4 separate regions of the Homo sapiens genome follow, and regions 2, 3 and 4 are each linked to region 1. A link is a contact called in ENCODE Hi-C or POLR2A ChIA-PET data. All regions are on one chromosome and are shown on one strand. The core of a region is the stretch at or near the end of the contact, and the rest is flanking DNA. Distances in the headings are between cores, read along the strand shown.

Evidence for each region. A loop is a pair of places that touch in the nucleus more often than their neighbours do. ChIA-PET counts read pairs that join two places held with the same protein, here RNA polymerase II (POLR2A). Pooled maps may share reads with other maps.
Region 2: a pooled map shows a loop between it and region 1 (5-fold over the local background). The contact joins the enhancer-like site here to the promoter of PKN3 in region 1. A Hi-C loop is called at or near these places in 1 of 50 pooled maps. POLR2A ChIA-PET finds 5 or more read pairs at or near these places in 2 of 52 experiments (activated T-cell and naive thymus-derived CD4-positive, alpha-beta T cell).
Region 3: a pooled map shows a loop between it and region 1 (7-fold over the local background). The contact joins the promoter of TRUB2 here to the promoter of PKN3 in region 1. A Hi-C loop is called at or near these places in 6 of 50 pooled maps. POLR2A ChIA-PET finds 5 or more read pairs at or near these places in 2 of 52 experiments (K562 and OCI-LY7).
Region 4: a loop to region 1 is called in a pooled map, with 2.8 times the contacts of the local background. The contact joins the enhancer-like site here to the promoter of PKN3 in region 1. A Hi-C loop is called at or near these places in 1 of 168 maps with a recorded cell type or tissue (K562) and 1 of 50 pooled maps. POLR2A ChIA-PET finds 5 or more read pairs at or near these places in 3 of 52 experiments (K562, OCI-LY7 and RWPE1).

The regions. Positions count from the first base shown.
Region 1 is chr9:128,699,714-128,704,288 of GRCh38, reverse strand. PKN3 (protein kinase N3) reads right to left here and starts at 1,786. Exons shown (of 22, transcript NM_013355.5): 1 at 1,350-1,786. The coding sequence starts at 1,373. RefSeq lists an enhancer at 970-1,509 and a silencer at 1,324-1,893.
Region 2 is chr9:129,200,928-129,205,786 of GRCh38, reverse strand. The region is part of intron 1 of LOC105376289 (a long non-coding RNA gene); the gene reads right to left. Among named protein-coding and RNA genes, the nearest start is that of IER5L, 25 kb to the right of the region's middle. RefSeq lists a silencer at 2,540-2,949 and an enhancer at 2,703-2,997. Within about 2 kb of position 2,851, at least 29 of the 41 ENCODE cell types and tissues checked have a DNase peak (open chromatin) inside an H3K27ac peak, as active enhancers do.
Region 3 is chr9:128,319,660-128,324,136 of GRCh38, reverse strand. It overlaps TRUB2 (TruB pseudouridine synthase family member 2), which reads left to right and starts at 1,690. Exons shown (of 8, transcript NM_015679.3): 1 at 1,690-1,837; 2 at 2,407-2,538. The coding sequence starts at 1,729. COQ4 (coenzyme Q4) reads right to left here and starts at 1,298. Exons shown (of 7, transcript NM_016035.5): 1 at 1,209-1,298; 2 at 990-1,121. The coding sequence starts at 1,278. RefSeq lists a silencer at 1,011-1,070 and an enhancer at 1,451-1,990.
Region 4 is chr9:128,248,322-128,253,050 of GRCh38, reverse strand. It overlaps DNM1 (dynamin 1), which reads right to left. Exons shown (of 22, transcript NM_004408.4): 19 at 4,298-4,468; 20 at 2,695-2,936; 21 at 2,111-2,326. Among named protein-coding and RNA genes, the nearest start is that of MIR3154, 5.7 kb to the right of the region's middle. RefSeq lists silencers at 2,155-2,244, 2,255-2,754 and an enhancer at 2,925-3,064. Within about 2 kb of position 2,835, at least 9 of the 41 ENCODE cell types and tissues checked have a DNase peak (open chromatin) inside an H3K27ac peak, as active enhancers do.

The sequences.
Region 1 (4,575 bases), core at 537-3,036:
TAGAAGGCTCTCTCACGGCTTCACCCAGGTTGGAGCCAGGAACAGGAACACCTCCTTTCCAGCCGCCAGCATTTCAAACCAACCGGTGCCAAAGGTGACCTCAGGCCGGGTAACCCATGATGCCCCGCAACACGGGCTGTTGCAGGAACCCCATCTTACCTCTCTGTGTTCCATCTTCTCCTGAGCCCAGTGGAAGGGGCCGCAACCCCAGACTCAGGGACCCCCCCACCCCAGACCTCAGCGGGGCCTGCTGGCCCAGCTGTCAGAGGGCAAGGGCGAGGCTCAGGAAATCCTCTGACCGCCCTAGGCCACAGGGCCAGAGCCAAAGACCGGAGCAAACAAAGGTCCCATGGAGCTGGGGGCCCGGCCACCGGGGTCCTGAGTCACCCAGCTGCCGCTGCAGGGCGGAGCCCCGCAGGAAATCGGAAAATGTGTACAAGCTACGTCTGGAACAGGCGGAGGGACCTCCAGAGGAAGGGGGTGGGAGGGGGCAGACCGAGCCCCAGCCCTGAAGGCGGCCTAAACGACTGGCTTGGGCGCTCAAGGAGTCTACACGCACCCCGCAACACCCCCATGGTCCCGTCTGCCCTGGGTTGGAACTCCAACATGGACACACACACCACCTCCTTTCCGCTCTTTGCGGGGACCCACTCCTGTCCGCAAATGCCCCCCTCCCAACCACTCGCTCCGGAACAGGACACCACCTCTCCCTCCTCAGGAGCAGATAGACATGGCCTCGGTCCTCCGGGCCCACGCGCACCTACTGCCAGCTCTGGCAGGAAACCCAGCCCCCTCCGCATTCTAGAACCCGCTATGTACCCAAAGGTTCCCGCCCTGGGGCGGGGGAGGCCGCTCCCCTCTCATCTACGCTCCCCTCGTGCCTCCTGTGCTCCGGGAAGGACTCCTGCCACTGCCAAGCGCGCACAGACTGCGCCCCCCGCTGCGCGCACATTCTAACCCCCCCAGGCCCCTGTGCCCCGCCTTTCTATCCCGGCTAATTCCCGTCGGCCTTGGAGCCCCACCGAGGAGAACCGACTTAAGGACACTCTGGGGACCACCCTGGTGGCGCACACTGCGGACTCAGCCGTCCTCGCTCACGGGCTGGTTGGGGTTCAGTCTCCGGGTCAGCCGCGGACTGATTTGGAGACTGTGCAAGGTCCAGGAACCACCGAACCCGGAGATCAGGTCTGCTCTGCGAGGGCGTCGCGGGGCCGGGGCCAGGGCAGGGGCAGGGAAGGGGCGCGGGTGAGGGGAGGATCGGGGGAAGCGGCCGCGGTTCGGGGCTCCGGGGCGATGACAGAGGCTTTCTCGCACCCCCCGGGCCCGCGCGCCCCTCCCACGCCGTTCACCTGCCGCGGCGCCCCCTCCTCCATGGCGCCGCTCCGGCCGCTTGGGGCCCTTCTCTCAGCCACTCCGGTCCCGGAAGCCGCAGACCCTCCGCCAGGACTTTCAAACTTGAAACTTCCCGGGAAGCGGCGCCGGAGACGCGGGATCGGGCGCCCCCTCCCGAGACCCGCTGGCCCGCGGGACCAGCGCCGCCTCCCGTCCGCGCCGATCCAGCGCCCGGGACCCCACGCCCGAGGTCCCGCGCCCCAGCGCCTCCCTCGGATCCAAAATTCCGCGGGATTCTGGGCCCAGTACCCGGGCTTCGGCGCCTGCGGTTCCCGCTGGGCGTGACCGCGCCTCACCCCCGGTTTGGACGCTCAGGAGGCACATCGCCCGCGCCCAGGTCCTCTGGCCTTCCCCGCCGCGCGCCCGCGGGAGCCGGCCAGTTAGGGACAGGGATGGGGGAAACAGCGCCCCCTGAAGGTTGCCGGGTCGCCCAGCCGGGTGCAGCCGGTGGAGCTGGCCGCCTCCTCTAACTTTGAGCCCCTCTACAACCTGGCTCCCGCCTCTAACGCGCTGGGCCTCCTCGACCAAGCCCCTCAAGTCTCTCTTTGTCTCGCACGTTGTTGGTGTAATGTGGGCTAATCCAAAATTGTCTCTCTCCTCGGAGTGGTTGGCCCAGACTAGATATTAGTCACTACAAGAATGTATACTAGGCCAGGTGCGGTGGCTCACGCCTGTAATCCCAGCAGTTTGGGAGGCAGAGGTGGACGGATCACGAGGTCAGGAGTTCGAGACCAGCCTGGCCAACATGGTGAAACCCCCGTCTCTACTAAAAATACAAAAATTAGCCGGTCGTGGTGGCGGGCGCCTGTAATCCCAGCTACTCAGGAGGCTGAGGTGGGAGAATCACTTGTACCCAGTAGGCGGAGGTTGCAGTGAGCCGAGATCCTGCCACTGCCCTCCAACCTGGGTGACAGAGCGAGACTCCATCTCAAAAAAAAAAAAAAAAAAAAAAAAAGAACGTATACTTGTGGAAAAGTAAATCCTCACCCAAAATTATGATAAATTACAAATTACAGATGAATGAACCAGACCTCTCTCCGGCCCATCTCTTACTCAGACTGAGCTTGCTGGTTCAGCCCGTGCCACTTTTTAGGGCTTTACCCTAAAAAGCCCATCCATCCACACGGGAGAAAAGCCATTTACACCTGGTGAAATAGCCGCCACTATTTCAGCCCAAGGGAGGTGTGCTGGTCACTGCCTAGTCTATGGCGGGCCATTCAGCCCGTCCTGGCATCCTGCGTTTACAGGAGGTTGTGTCAGCACTTCGTGGAGGAGCGTCCTCCAGGAGGTGGGAAGGTGATGAAGGGTCAAATACCGACAGTGACTTGGAACAGACAGGCTCTGGTGCTCTTACTGAATGAAGGAAGCCACATGTTGTGCTTTGCACTAATCACTTCCTTCATAATGGACTGGAAAAAAGTGAAATTGGTGAGCCATGGACAACACTGGGTTGTCCTGCTATGGGAAATCACCCAAGTGGCATTGACATATAAGCAAAGGCAACTTGGCTCTGTGAAACATGCCCAGATTTCATAATCAGAGGCGAAATGTGACATTTACACATTAGAGTTGTTGAGGTCTAGACATTAGCAGAAGCACCTGGCACATAGTAGGTTCTTTGACATGGGGGTTGGCTGGGCATGGTGGCTCATGCCTGTAATCCCAGCACTTTGGGAGGCTGAGGAGGGCAGATCACTTAAGGTCAGGAGTTCAAGACCAGCCTGGCCAACATGGTGAAATCCCGTCTCTGCTAAAAAAAAATTAAAAAGGCAGCTGGGCGCGGTGGCTCACGCCTGTAATCCTAGCACTTTGGGAGGCCGAGGCAGGCGGATCACAAGGTCAGGAGTTCGAGACCAGCCTGGCCAACATGGTGAAACCCCGTCTCTACTAAAACTACAAAAAAAAAATATTAGCTGGGCATGGTGGTGGGTGCCTGTAATCCCAGCTACTAGGGAGGCTGAGGCTGGAGAATCACTTGAACCTGGGAAGTGGAGGTTGCAGTAAGCCAATCTCGCCACTACACTCCAGCCTAGATGACAAGAGCAAAACTGCATCTCAAAAAAATACATAAAATAAAAAATTAGAAAAACTAGCTGGGCGTGGTAGCGCACGCCTGTAGTCCCAGCTACTCGGGAGGCTGAGGCAGGCAAATCACCTGAATCTGGGAGGCAGAGGTTGCAGCGAGCTAAGATCACGCCACTACACTCCAGCCTGGGCAACAGAGCAAGATTCTGTCTCAAGAAAAATAAATAAATAAAAATAAAATAAAATGGAGGTTAAATGAACGTTATTATCCATCATTTAGAAGCAAAAAGGCTGACCAAGCCCAGTGGCTCATGCCTGTAATCCTAGAACTCTGGGAGGCTGATGAGGCAGGAGGATTGCTTGAGGCCTAAGAGTTCAAGACCAACCTGGCCAACATAGTGAGACACCATCTCTTAAAAAAGTAAAATAAAGAAGTAAAAAAGTCCTCAGCTTCTCACTGCAGCTCATCAAAAACCCAGGAATCAAACTAACAAGCCTTCCCCACCTTTTAGGAATTCTCCAGTGGTGCAATCAGTCCAGCCAGCTAATTAACACTTTAAAATGTGTATTTGCCTTGATGGCTAAATGTTACTTCTGGAAGCCAAGAGTAATCTGAGATAACTCTCCATAGGAGGGTGCTCACATCTCAACTCCCGGCTCATTTATCCACTCACTGCAGGCAGGAAGCTGAATTCGATGGTTTTCCAAGTTTGGTTGGAAAGTGGCTTTGTTTTTTGTTTTTTTGAGAGAGTCTTGCTCTGTCACCCAGGCTGGAGTGCAGTGGCTCAATTTTGGCTCACTGCAACCTCCACCTCCCGGGTCCAAGTGATTCTCATGCCTCAGCCTCCTGAGTAGCTGGGACTACAGGCACATGCCACCACACCTGGCTAATTTTTTTTTTTTTTTTTTTTTCTTTGAGACGGAGTCTCGCACTTTCGCCCAGGCTAGAGTGTAGTGGCTGATCTCGGCTCACTGCAAGCTCCGCCTCCAGGGTTCACGCCATTCTCCTGCCTCAGCCTCCCGAGTAGCTGGGACTACAGGCGCCCACCACCACGCCCGGCTAATTTTTGTATTTTTAGTAGAGACGGGGTTTCACTGTGTTAGCCAGGATGGTCTCGATCTTCTGACCTTGTGATCTGCTCGCCTCGGCCTCTCAAA
Region 2 (4,859 bases), core at 1,602-4,101, 500 kb before region 1:
TGAGCCATGATCGTGCCACTGTACTCTAGCCTGGGTGACAGATCAAGATTCTGTCTCAAAAAATAAAAATAAAACAAACAAAAAACTCAAAAGCAGCCACCTCCTCCTCCTTCCCTCCCAATAACAATAAAAGTAATAATAACAGCTACCCAGTACTGAACAGCATGCTCTCTATCTGCACCCCTTGAGGAGGCTGGTATTATCACCATTCTGCAGACAAGGACCCAAGGATTAGAAAGGGGACATCACAGATGTCCTGCAGTCAGAGTGGAGCTGGGACCGGACCCCGATCTGGCAGACTCCAGAGCTGTGAGCTCGAGGCTCCATTGCTGCCCGCCACTCTGGAGCAGTGGTCTCCACTCAGTGCCCACCACCACTACCTCAAGAGCTGCTTAAAAATCCATATTCCTGGCTGAGCATGGTGGCTCATGCCTGTGATCCCAGCACTTTGGGAGGCCTAAGTGGGCAAATCACTTGAGGTCAGGAGTTTGAGACCAGGCCAGCCAACATGGCAAAACCCCATCTCTACTAAAAATACAAAAAAAGTAGCCAGGTATGGTGGCATGCACCTGTAGTCCCAGCTACTCTGGAGGCTGAGGTAGGAGAATCGCTTGACCCTGGGAGGCAGACTGGCAGTGAAAGATCACGCCACTGCACTCCAGCCTGAGCGACAGAGAGAGACTTCGTCTCAAAAAAAAAAAAAAAAAGAATCCAAACTCCTGGGCCCCACCTTGGATTCCACGTATCAGGATGTCAGAGCAAGAGGGCCCAGGAATCTGCATTTAGCCAGCGTTCCAGAGATTCCAACACAGCCAGCAGACATCTGGAGAAACCACTTGGCTTCCAGAATATCGACCCTGAAATTCAATCAAAGAGGTGAAGAGAGGTGAAGACTGTGCCTGGTCCTCAGGAGCCAGGGCTGCCAGTGGAGAAGGGGCTCCTGAAGAACAAACGCCCCCCTCACCCCTCCCCGCACCCCCATGGCCCCACATACCCTAAGTTTTTAATCTGTACATATTCAGTGTCCTCTCCCTGTTCAAGCACGTGTGCAGTTCCCATCAGGATGGGAGGCGGGGGTCTCGGGCCAACACTTTCTGTGTGTTCCCATCTTTTTGTGAAGAAGAGGCCCCCAAGCATCATGAGAGATTTTTTTTCCTGCCATCTGAGTTGCATTTGTGAAGGGCTAATTGATTTGCTTCCCCATTTTTTATTAATCAAAGACAAACCCCAGCAGAGCCAGGCCTCTGATCTGGGGGATGAGGCCACACTGGGTGCCATCCTCACCCAGGGCACAGACACCCGACGTTTTCAGTGGGGTAAGGAGCTTCATTTCTGCTGGACCACTCGTGTCCAGAACACTCTGGAGAAGTCCAGGGGCCCGAGGGGCAGGGTAGGAAGCCTGGGATCCAGGCAGGGAAGTCATGCCCTGAGTCAAGCAGGCTGAGAAGGATCTGCCAGGGTGACCGTGGAAGCAAAAGTCAGGTGCTGCTGACAGTGAGGCCTGGGCTCCCTGCCTCTCCCTTCAGACATGACCAGGGCCACGGAGCACATCCCCCAGGATCTCACGGCCATCACCGCTAGCGCAGCCAACCCAGTTAAGGTTCACTTTTCAATAGCAGAGCCCCAGGCAACTTGCTGGGCCCGCAGACCCCAACATCTGGCACAAATCCTTCCTGCTCCTGCCACATCTGGAATGGGGGAGGGTGTGAAAATGACCCTCCCCTATTTTTCATGGCGGGCTCCTGACAGCTAGAGGCCGGGGAGGAAAAGATTTTTCTTGGACCTCACAGAAGCTCACTCAGCAAAAATCTGTGAGGGTCTCAGTTTCCCCCTCCAAGCAGCAGGGATGTTGCTCCTCCCCATATATCCCATACTCCCTCCTCAAACCCCTTGCTTCTGGGATTTGAGGGGGCATTGTGCCCCCTGAGGATGGCATTGTGCCAGCTCTTGCTGCAGCCCTGCCCTGGGAAGTCTCCTTCCCCTTCCCCTAAGGACACGCCGGGGCCTGAGAAGCAGGACCCCCAGGCTGGTTCCAGGCTCTGCCACTGAACCCTGGTCACGTTCCGCCTGGCCACTCTGCCCGAGAACCCGGCACGCATACTGGATTTGGGGATCAGAAACACTCTTCGCCAGGTGCTTCCCACGGGCCCTACTCACCTCTCCACCCCTCCCAGCGGCCCCTCCCCAGCCGTTCTCTGCCTGCCAGCCTCCCAGGCCTTCTTTTGCTTCCCCTAAAGCCTCGAAGCCCTCCTTCATGCTGTTCCCTCTGACTGGAACACCCTTCCCTGCTCCTGCCCTGGCCAACCCAGGCCTAGTCTGAATGTCACCGGCCCCTGGAAGCCTTGCCCATACCCCAGGTCCGTCAGGCCCCTGTGCCACCCTCCTCCTCTCCGGTGGGGTCATCTGGTGTGTCACTCAAGACTGAATGTCGGTGATCCCCTCCCCCGCCCACCCCGACTTTAAGCGCTGTCCCCAAAGGGCCAGACACACACTCGACAATCAAGGTGTGGCTAACGGAGACCGAAAAGGTTCCAGCGAGATCAAGCGTTTTAAAGCGCCCGGGGTGATGTTTGAGAGAGGAGGGTGGGGGAGTCAAGGGTGGGGCAGGATCCCAGCCCCGCCCCTTAAAGGGTCCCGGGAGTACGCGACAGAACTGTCCTGGGGTCCCCGGCGCAGTAGGATTAATTCAAAAGGCCTGCGGAGGGTGGAGGTCCCCCAGGGGAGGGGTCCTAGGGCCCCGTGAGCCGCGCGGGCGCCGGGCTGCTCCGCGAACGTCCGCGCCAGCGGCTGCCCGGGGGACAGGGCCTGAACTACAACTCCCATGATGCTGTGCGGCATGGCGGGCCCGGGCGGGGCGGGCGCTGGTGGCTCCGCCCCTCGCGGCCTTCTGGGGACTGTAGTTCTACCCGGAGGGGCGCGGCCTGGGTTTTGGGGCGTCTGGGCATTCTTATCGTCTCGGGGAAAGGGGAGCCTCTGCGGCCCGCGAGGAGGAAGGGACTGAGGGCGCTGACTGCCTGCAGGGCGGTCGGTGGCTCCCTTCTCTCCAGCAGCAGCCTCTCCCAGCATCATTTCCCAACAATACCAGCTGCTACAGTATTTAGTGAGCACCTACTATGCGCTAGGCCCTGTGCTGATCTCTTAAAGGACAAAGACAGAGACAGGCATGGTTCTTTGCTGAGCACACAGCCCAGGCAGGGAGACAGGCCAGGGATGTTTAATCACACAAATACATAATTACCTGTGATGGGTCCAAAACAACAGGGGCCACAAGGACGGGGACTTTTGGAACCAAGGACAGACACACAGAGTTAGACCACGGAATGGAATCTTTAGAATTTGAAGGGTGAATTTTATGGGTGGGTTGGGAAAATTCAGAACTAGCCCTGCCAACCCCTTCATTATACCGATGAGGAAATTGGCCCAGAGGCCAGGCGTGGTGGCTCGTGCCTATAATCCCAGCAGTTTGGGAAGTCGAGGTGGGTGGATCACTTGAGGCCAGGAGTTCGAGACCAGCCTGGCCAACATGGTGAAACCCTGTCTCTGCTAAAAATACAAAAATTAGGGAGGCATGGCGGTGCGCACCTGTAGTCACAGCTACTTGGGAGACTAAGACAGGAGAATCGCTTGCCCCAAGGGGGCGGAGGTTGCAGTGAGCCGAGATCATGCCACTGCACTCCAGCCTTGACGACAGAGCGAGACTCTGTCTCAAAAAAAAAAAAAGAAAAAAAAAAATTGTCCCAGAGACAGGAAGGGACTTTCCCGAAGTCACAAGCAGATCAGAGGAAGTTGGTCCAAGGAGGCCCACCCAGATGTTAAACTCCCAAGGACAGGGCCCCGGGTCTTACATGTCTTCTTGGCCCCCTCCCACCCCACCCCACCCCCCATACATGTCTCCCACCCAGCCCTGCATGGTTAGTGTGAGGAACAGCTCCACGGGCAAAGACAGCGAATGCCCTATGTCTGCCCTCAGTGAAAACACAGGGCTCGGGGCCTCGAAAATTGCACACTCCCTTGATGTGGCAGGAAAACAAGATTGACCGCATAGGGCCTCCAAGACCCTTGAATCATCCCTAAGAGAGTGGCCCTTCTACCCTGAGCAGGCAGGCAGAGATGCCCAGTGCGGGCTGAGCATGGAGCCCTTCTTCCAGAGTCTGCAGGGCGAGCACAGTCCTCATTCAAGCAAGGGAGCTTGCGTCTCTGCCTGTTCCCCATCAGTGAAAAATACACCCACCTCATGCCATCGTTCTAGCAGAAAAACCAAAGATGATGGATGTGTAGGGCATTTTCCAAGCAGAAGAGGTGCCAGTGTGAGTCACTATCCGCTGCATGCCCTGATGCGACGCCATGGGACAGCCAGAAGCCATCTGTGGCCTGCTGCTGGGTGCCAACCAGGGGACAGGCTGCCAGGGCTGGAGGTGTGCAATCCAGGAAGGAGAGGGGCTGCAAGCCTTTCTCCAAGGAATCAGGGCTTCATCGGAGCCCTGAGGATGCCCCCGTCAAGTCTCTGAGGTGAGCAGGGAATGGGCCTCCCTCGGTGACGTGTCTCCAGTGCTCAGTTTAAATAGCAGCTTCAGCAAATCTGAACGCACCATGGCTCCCTGCGGTCCTCCAGATGAAGTCTGCACTCTTCACCCTGACCCCTGCCCCTGACCCCTGGGGCTTTCTGTCCCCAGAATTCACCAAGGCCTTCCCTCCTTCGGGCCTTTGCAGGCCTTTAGGATTGCACCCCAAAAGTCAACCCAAGCTCTTCTCCCTTTCCTCCTTCTACTATAGAGACCAGCAAAATTTTAAGACTTGATTTTCTGGGGGCCAGGCGCTGTGGCTCACGCCTGTAATCCCAGCACTTTGGGAGGATGAGG
Region 3 (4,477 bases), core at 441-2,940, 380 kb after region 1:
CCGCACAGGCCTGTAATCCCAGCTACTCAGGAGGCTGAGGCACGAGAATCGCTTGAACCTGGGAGGTGGAAGTTGCATAGAGCTGAGATTGCGCCACTGCACTCCAGCGTGGGCCACAGAGCAATACTGTGTCTCAAAACAAAACAAACAAAAAACCACTGGGGACATGGAGATATAGTGTATTTTTTGTTTAAGACAGGGTCTCGCTCTGTCGCCCAGGCTGGAGTGCAATGGCGCAATCACAACTTACTGCAGTCTCGAACTCCCCGGCTCAAATGGTCCTTCCACCTCAGCCTGGGAATACAGCCGCATGCAACCAGCCCCAATTAATTCTTGTATTTTTTTTTGTAGAGATGGGGATTCACCGTGTTGCCCAGGCTGGTTTCAAACTCCTCAGCTCAAGCCATCTGCCCGCTTCGGCCCCCCGATAGGGATTATAGGCGTGAGCCACTATAATAGCGCCTAGCCTGTTTTTGTTAGTAGGAATAACAGTACTTCCCAGAACTCAAAAATCTAGGAGGCATAAGAAAAACACTGTAGAACCCTAGAATGTTCTAGTCACACATCCAGCAAACATTTATTGAGCATTTACTATGTGCCAGGCACTATCCAGAAGGCTGCAGATGCAGTGGAACGAGGCAGACATGGTCCTCGACCTCGGAGTTGACTTTCTAGTAGGATATTATAAACTGATCGGTACTTATGAATCATCTATTTAGTCTAGATGTTCTCAATATGGCTGCATGACAGATTCTCCCAAGTAGTTTAAAGACAGACTTTCGGTTTCACGCCCATTTCTCCCTCCACTGCAGATTCAGATTCAGATTCAGTGCGTTTAGGTGGGATCCAGGAATCTGCATTTTCATAAACGTTCCGAGTGGTTACGAGCTGCAACCAGGTTTGGGTACCCCGACCTAGGCTATGTTCCAGTTACCCACAGGAAACGGCTCCAAGCCGCCCCCACGGGGGCGAGGCGCGGGCGGCCTTACCGTGGCGGTAGGGGTTATAGAGCGCCATCGCCGCGGAGCCGGCGGCCAACAGCCCTTTCTGCAGCGGGGAGGTGGGGAGGTGGTGCGAGTATAGCGGGCCGGCGCCGTCGCTCCTAGCCCGGAGGGGCATTTCTGCGGGGCAAGAAAAAGGCCGAGGTCAGAGGAGCCGGGCGCCCTCAGGCTCCTTCCCGCCTGCGCCCAGAACCCGGCGCCACTTGCCTGCCGCAGGCCGCTGTAGGCCCGGGAGCCCGCAGAGCCGACGGAGGACAGGGCGCAGCAGAGTCGCCATGGCAGCGGGCGTCCGCGGAGGATGGGCGGGTACGAAGAACGCCGCGATTCTGTCAGGCGACGGAGCGTCGGAGGGGTCAAAACTCACTGAAAAACCGATTCTGACGGCGTAGCCTACGGCCTTTCGAGGGGAAACATCGCTTCACGGGCAGAAGGCATGTAGGCCAAGTAGGCGAAGGAAACGCACGCGAACTGTCTACCGTCTACGTCCACCGATCCAAGACTCTCGCCATGTCACCTCGCCCCAGAAAGTGTCTGCAAAGGACACGCAACCACGCTCACTCAGCGCCGGGCCCTATTTCCTTCTCCACAGCCGGTTTTCCCCGAAGACTATAAAATGCGAACCTCTTCCGGCTGTGGAACATGGCGGCGCCCGTGGAAAGGACCACATTTGGGGGCGGGGCCTGGCGGTACTTCCGTCCAGGTCCAGCGGGTGCTGTGATCTTCAAGTATGGGGTCTGCTGGCTTGTCGCGGCTGCATGGGCTTTTCGCGGTCTATAAGCCCCCGGGGCTAAAATGGAAGCACCTGCGGGATACAGTGGAGCTACAACTTCTGAAGGGTGAGTGCCTCGAACCAGACCCACGTTCCCGCTCTCGTTCTCTTGGAAGTCCATCTCCGCTTCTGGTCCTTACCCCAAAACAAAATCACGTGACCTATTCACCTGGGCAGAGCGCTTTCCCAAACGCCTGTTCTCTGTGCTTTCTTACTCCTCACTTTCCTCTGTTTTCCGAGGGGGAAACTGACTCAGTATTGTTCCTTGTCACACGGTTACTACGTTGTAGAGTCTGTTTGAATCCGCCTGTTTCTTAACTACTGCTATACTGCCCTCTGCACCATGGGCTTCTGCTTTGTCTTCTACATCATACTTCCCTGTTGTCTAATCCCCCAAGTGTTTGGACAGAACAAGATATTCCTGGTCAGCATCGTGGTGCACGCCTGTAATCCCAGCTACTCTGGAGGCTGAGGCAGGAGGATCGCTTGAGCCCAAGAGTTTGACGTTACAGTGAGCTATGATGGCGCCATTGCACTTCAGCCTGGGCTACAGAACGAGGCCCTGTCTCTTAAAAAATATTTTATATGTACATATATTTGTATGTATGTGTGTATATATTATCTCTGTGTGTTCAGGTCTCAATGCCAGGAAGCCTCCCGCTCCTAAACAGCGTGTTCGCTTCTTGCTGGGCCCCATGGAAGGCAGCGAAGAGAAGGAGCTGACCCTCACAGCCACCAGCGTACCCTCTTTCATCAACCATCCACTGGGTAAGGCAGATTTAAGCAGGATCCTGTGTGTCACTTCCCAGGAAATCCCTGAGCCGAGTCAGTGTCCCAGTGCTCAGATTCCTGTGCCAGGCCCTTGAAGGTCCACAGAGGAGTGAGGTATTAGACCAGGAATTGGCAGATTTCCTTGGAAAGGGCCAGATACTGAATGTTTTAGTTTTCAGGCCATGTGATTTCCGTTGGAACTGCTCAACTCTGCCAATGTAGTGCCAAACAGCTATAGACAGTATCTAAAGGAATGAGCCTAGCTGTATTCCAATAGAACTTTATGAATATTCATATTTGAACTTCAGGTAATTTTCACGTGTCACTAAGTACAGTTGCCTCTGAGTCCATGAGTTCCACATCCCATGATCCAGCTTCAGATTGGCAGTATTTGGGAAGAAAAACACAAAGTTCCAAAAAGCAAAACTTGAATTTGCTGTGCACCTAGTACTGTGTTGAATCCACTCAAGGTGATGCATAGGCATTATATTAGGCATTATAAGTAATCTAGCTAGGCGTGGTGGCTCACGCCTGTAATCCCAGCATTTTGAGAGGCCGAGGAGGGTGGATCATGAGGTCAAGAGATCGAGACCATCCTGGCCAACATGGTGAAACCCCGTCTCTACTAAAAATACAAAAATTAGCCGGGAGTGGTGGCAGGCGCCTGTAGTCCCAGTTGCTCAGGAGGCTGAGGCAGGAGAATCACTTGAACCCGGGAGGCGGAGGTTGCAGTGAGCCGAAATTGTGCCACTGCACGCCAGCCTGGCAACAGAGCGAGACTCCGTCTCAAAAAAAAAAAGGTAATCTAGAGATGATTTAAAATATATGGGAAGGCCAGGCCTGGTGGCTCATGCTTGTAATCCCAGCACTTTGGGAAGCTGAGGCGGTGGATTACTTGAGCCTAGGAGTTTAACATCAGCCTGGGCAACATGGGGAAACCCTACTTCTACAAGAGAATACAAAAGGCCGGGTGCAGTGGCTCACACCTGTAATCCCAGCACTTTGGGAGGCTGAGGCGAGCAGATCACCTGAGGTCGGGAGTTCGAGACCAGCCTGGCCAACATGGAGAAACCCCGTCTCTACTAAAAATACAAAATTAGACAGGTGTGGTGGCACATGCCTATAATCCCAGGTTCTCAGGAGGCTGAGGCAGGAGAATTGCTTGAACCCGGGAGTCGGAGGTTGCGGTGAGCTTAGGTTGTGCCATTGCACTCTAGCCTGGACAATAAGAGTGAAACTGTCTCAAAAAAAAAAAAAAATTAGCCAGGTGGGGTGGCATATGCCTGTAGTTCCAGCTACTCGGGAGGTTGAGGTGGGAGAATCACTTGAGCCCAGGAGTTCAGAGGCTGCAGTGAGCCGAGACTGTGCCAGTGCACTCCAGCCTGGGTGACAGAGTGAGACTCTGTCTCCAAAAAAAATAAAGAGGCTGAGGTGGGCGGATCACGAGGTCAGGAAATCGAGACCATCCTGGCTAATACGGTGATACCCTGTCTCTACTAAAAATACAAAGAAATTAGCCGGGCGTGGTGGTGGGCGCCTGTAGTCCCAGCTACTCCAGAGGCTGAGGCAGGAGAATGGCGTGAACCCAGGAGGCGGAGCTTGCAGTGAGCGGAGATCGTGCCACTGCACTCCAGCCTGGGCGACACAGCGAGACTCAGTCTCAAAAAAAAAAAAAGTGGCCAGGTGTGGTGGCTCACGCCTGTAATCGCTGCACTTTGGGAGGCCAAGGTGGGCGGATCACTTGAGGTCAGGAGTTCAAGACATGGCAAAGCCCCGTCTCTAGTAAAAATTAGCTGGGCATGATAGCACGTACCTGTAATCCCAGCTACTCAGGAGGCTGAGTTACGAGGAGTCGCACGAACCTGGGAGGCAGAGGTTGTGGTGAGCCATGATCGTGCCACTGCACTCCAGCCTGGGTGAAAGAGTGAGACTCTGC
Region 4 (4,729 bases), core at 1,586-4,085, 450 kb after region 1:
CGGCCTGGGGGTGGGGGACACACACACGCACACGCCCGGGCGTGCACACACATGCTGTGAGGCCCCATGGCCCACATGCACACGCTAACACACATGCCCACAAACAACACGCATACGCCTCCTTCCCCGCCACCTCCCAGTGCCCAGCACCCTCACTGGCCGGCGGCGCGTGCAGCATGGATCTGGGGCATGCAGCCACTCAGCACACTGAAGCACACGTGTGGGCAGAGTCACAACACAGAAGCTCACCCGCACACAGAGGCATTTGCACCAGCTCCCTGCACACTCGTGCCTGGTGTGCTTAGAGGATCACCCGTGCTGCTCATGGAGATAGGGCTTGCTCGCTAAAGTCCAGCTGTCATTTCTCCACCTAAGAGCCTTCTGTGGTTCCCTACTGCCCACAGCATTGAGCCCCAACAAGTCAAACTTTTCAGACTTTGAAGGTTCTCCACCTTGCGCCCCACCCTGCCCACAGAGCTCTTCCTCATTCTGTCTCTGTTCTCTGCTTTGTCCAGTGGCTGTCCTCGTTGCAGCCCACACTACACCTCTGCCCACACTGCAGCTCTTGGCCCAGATACCCTCCTGATTCCTTGCCACGTAAGCCTATCTCAGCCATGCCTCAGACTGCACTGAAGTCAGGTTGCCTTGAAGAAGCTCTCCCAGACTGCTCTTTTCCCCAAGGTAGGGTCATGATTTGCCAAATGTTTCATGTGTGTTAGCAAGACTGGAGTTGGGGCAGGCATCAAACCTTACATCACAGATCTCACACCGCACCATAGACCTGGGTGCCAAATACCCTGAAGAATCTGAACTCACGTTGGCAGTTAGCAAAGTGCTCCTACGGCTGCATCTGCAGTTAACACAGCATCCCTATAGCCACTGTCTCCCTCGATCCCCACAACCGCCCTGGGAAAAAGGCAGAATGTCATCATTTGATAGAAGGGATGCTGAGGCTCTGGGAGGGAAAGAGACGTGTCTAAAGGCCCAGGGTGAAGCAGCATCTCTGGACTCCCAGTCCAGTCCTCTTGCCCAATACCATGCTGCTTGCCTCTACGCATCTGCTTTGGTCATCAGAGCATCATAGGGCAAGCCCCAATCCCTGCCTCATTTTGGTTTATGGGTGCTAGACCGACAGCCCTACCCTCCAGCCATGCAGAAACAAAACAGATGCTATTGTTCTGCTGTGTTCTTCCTTAGAGAATGTGGCCAGTGGAAACAGGGCAGACTGGGAATTGGAGTGAACTTCCTTGAAAGAGAGTCATGGGTCAAGAAGGTCAAGCCAAAGGATGTAGTAGAAAGCTTTTCCCTAGAAATCTTTGGGAATGAAGCAGGCTTCAAGCACTCCCATCCCTGCCCCTGCCGCCACCCCTACCACATTGGTTTAGACTGGGTAGGGCCAGAAGTCGCGGAGGGGGTGGTTGGGGGGAGGAAAAAAGCCATCAGTTTGCCCACGGCCCAGGCTGCTTCCCCAGCTGCTCCTGTCCTAGCCCGGGCCTGGGTGCCATGCTTACACTCTCACACTCGTGTGCACGCCCACACACACATCACACACCTTTCTAGTCACACAGTCACAGCCTGGCCTCTGCTCCTGTGGGCCAGTGGCTGGACACCCCCTGGGATGGCTCAAAGGAGTCAGGGCTGGGAAGTGGGGACATCAGGGTAGCTGAAGGAAATCCACACACTCAGAGCAGATCGGGGTTCAGAGTCAGACCTAAGGTAGGCTCCCCAGGGGCTGGGAGAGGAATTGGACGGAATGGAGGATGGAGGACAGCAAGAAGAAGAAAGGAGGAGGAATGCAACGTGTGGGCGGCCGCCAAGAGTGAAAATAGAGGGAAGCGCCATGCAAGTGCTGGAAAGAAGGGGGCAGGTGGGACGAGCCCCACAGCCCCCTCCCCAGAAACGACCACCTCCGGGACTCAGCGCTCCCTCGGGGGCAGGCTCCGCCAGCCCTCGGCCACACGTGGCGTGGCTCCGGCACCCAGAGTCCGATTGCCTGGGATAGAAACGGCCGGTTCTGGCGGCCAGGTCCGATGCTCTGGAATCCAGCCCCATTTCCCTCCCGGCCACGCCCGTCCGGCAGCCTCTCCAGCCGCATTCAGCCCCTACTCACCTGGGGACCCCGGGCGGGGCGCGGTTGGGGCGCGAGGGCACCTGAGGGGGAGGGCCGAAAGGGTCAGGGGAAGCCCCCGGCCTGGAGGGCACGGGGGGCGCCCCCCCCAGGGCGGACCCAGCAGGCGGAGGCCCAGGAGCAGGGCCCCGCGACCCGGGCCGGGCTGGGGGCACGGCGGGGGCTCGGCGCTGCGGCGTGGGGCTGGACGTGGGCGACCTGAGGGCGACAGGGAGCGAGGAACAAGGAGAGGCGAGATGAGCAGCTCCGCCCACCCAGAGGCCCCGCCCCAGCCCAGTGCTGGCCACGCCCATGCACGCAAGCCCCTCCCTGCCGCACCCCTAAGGCGGTCGCCGGAGCTTAAGCCCCGCCCCCAGCGGCGCCAACGCCCCAGCTCCACCCAGCCTTGCAGCCAGCTCTCCACGGCAAGCCCCGCCCCGCGACAAGCCCCGCCCTCTCTAAGCTCCGCCCCTCGCTCCAGGTGGGAGCCACCCCGGTGACGCGGGCGCGCCACTGCCCGGTCCCGGCATTCCTCCCGCGGGCCCCGGGCTGGGGGGCTTTGGGGCCGTGGGGGCCGGCCCTGGTACCTGCGTCCGGCCGGTACGCTCTGCACCTGCAGCCAGGAGTCGTCCACGGGCGGGGGCATGGGCGTGCTGACGGTGGTCGTGTTGATGTCGCCGATGATGCTGAGCGCCTCCTTCAGTGCGTGGTACATGCGCAGCATCTCGTCGCGCCGCTGTGCCTGCTCCGCCGACTCCTCCATCAGCGTGTTCTGGTCCCCACACGAGTACAGGTTGGCCAGCAGCTCCGAGAAGATGAACTCCTTGGTCTGCGAGTAGGCAAAGAGGGAAGGAGGTGGGGACCTGATGCCTGTGCCGCCCTGGCCGCCCCACCGGGCCCTGCTGGGACTGTGAGCTGGTGTGGCTTTTCAGACGCGGCTCCTACACTGCGTAGACTGGAAGATTCACCTCCCCACCGCGCTTTTCTCACTCAGATGAGGACACTGAGGTCCACAGGAAAAGTCATCTGACCAAGGTCACAGAACCGGGAGGGGACTTAGGACCTATCATGCCACCAGAACTCTTGTCTACTCAGTTGTTTTTTTTTTTCTTCTTCCTGGAGATAGGGTCTCGCTCTTTCACCAGGCTGGAGTACAGTGGGGAGATTACCACTCACTGTAGCCTCAACCTCCTGGGCTCAAAGTTATCTTCCAATGTCAGCCTCTCCAGTAGCTAGGACTACAGGCACGTGCTACCACCAACCCCAGCTATTCTTTTTTTTTTTTTTGAGACGGAGTTTCACTCTTGTTACCCACGCTGGAGTGTAATGGCACAATCTCAGCTCACCGCAACCTCCGCCTCCCGGGTTCAAGCAATTCTCCTGCCTCAGCCTCCTGAGTAGCTGGGATTACAGGCATGTGCCACCACGCCCGGCTAATTTTGTATTTTTAATAGAGATGGGGTTTCTCCATGTTGGTCAGGCTGGTCTCAAAATCCCAACTTCAGGTGATCTGCGCACCTCGGCCTCCCAAAGTGCTGGGATTACAGGCATGAACTACCGCGCCCGGCCAACCCCCGCTATTCTTTAAAATTTTTGTGTAGAGACAAAGTCTCACTGTGTTGCCCAAGCTGGTCTTGAACTCCTGGGCTCAAGTGATCCTCCTGCCTTGTCCTCCCAAAGTGCTGGGATTACAGGCATGAGCCACCGTGCACAGCCCCTCATTATATTTCTTCTTCTTTTTTTTTTTTTTTGAGATGGAGTCTCGCTCTGTCGGCCAGGCTGGAGTGCAGTGGCAGGATCTCGGTTCACTGCAACCTCCGCCTCCTGGGTTCAAGTGATTCTCCTGCCTCAGCCTCCCGAGTAGCTGCAATTACAGGCTCACGCTACCACACCTGGCTAATTGTTCTATTTTTAGTAGAGATGGGGTTTCACCATGTTGGCCAGGCTGGTCTTAAACTCCTGACCTCACGTGATCCACCTGCCTTGGCCTCCCAAAGTGCTGGGATTACAGGTGTGAGCCACCGCGCCCAGCCCCTCATGATATTTCTATTGGACAGCTCTGGTCTGGACCGTGCCTCCCTCCCTGGACCTGGTCCCATAGGGCTGGTTGGCATCTCCCCCAGGCCAACATGGCCACCTGCATCCCCAGTGCCACAGGATTTCCCTGCCCCCATGCAGTGGAGCACGCACATTGTTAATCATGAGGTGCATGATGGTCTTGGGCATGAGGTCCCTCACGGTCTTGTTGACAATGGCCATGTATGAGTCCACAAGATTCCGGATGGTCTCCACTTGCCGTTCCAGCTGTGGGTCCATGGAATGCATGAAGCTGTCGGAGCCATTCTCCTCGGTCTCGCTGGCCTGCCATGGAGAACACAAGGGCATCAGGTGGCCAGGCCATGCAGCCAGGCTCCAGGCATCCCCAGGATCTCAGCCCCTCCAAGGGTACCCAGAATATTGAGGCACAGAGAGAAGCGACTGGCCTGAATACATACCTGGCTCCGCATCCCTGTGCCTCTCAGGACCCTAGACTCCCCTGATTCAGCCTTGTCTTGGTTCTGACTCTAGTGCCTAGAATTTGCCTCAATTTCCCAATCCAGAAATTATTATTATTATTATTTT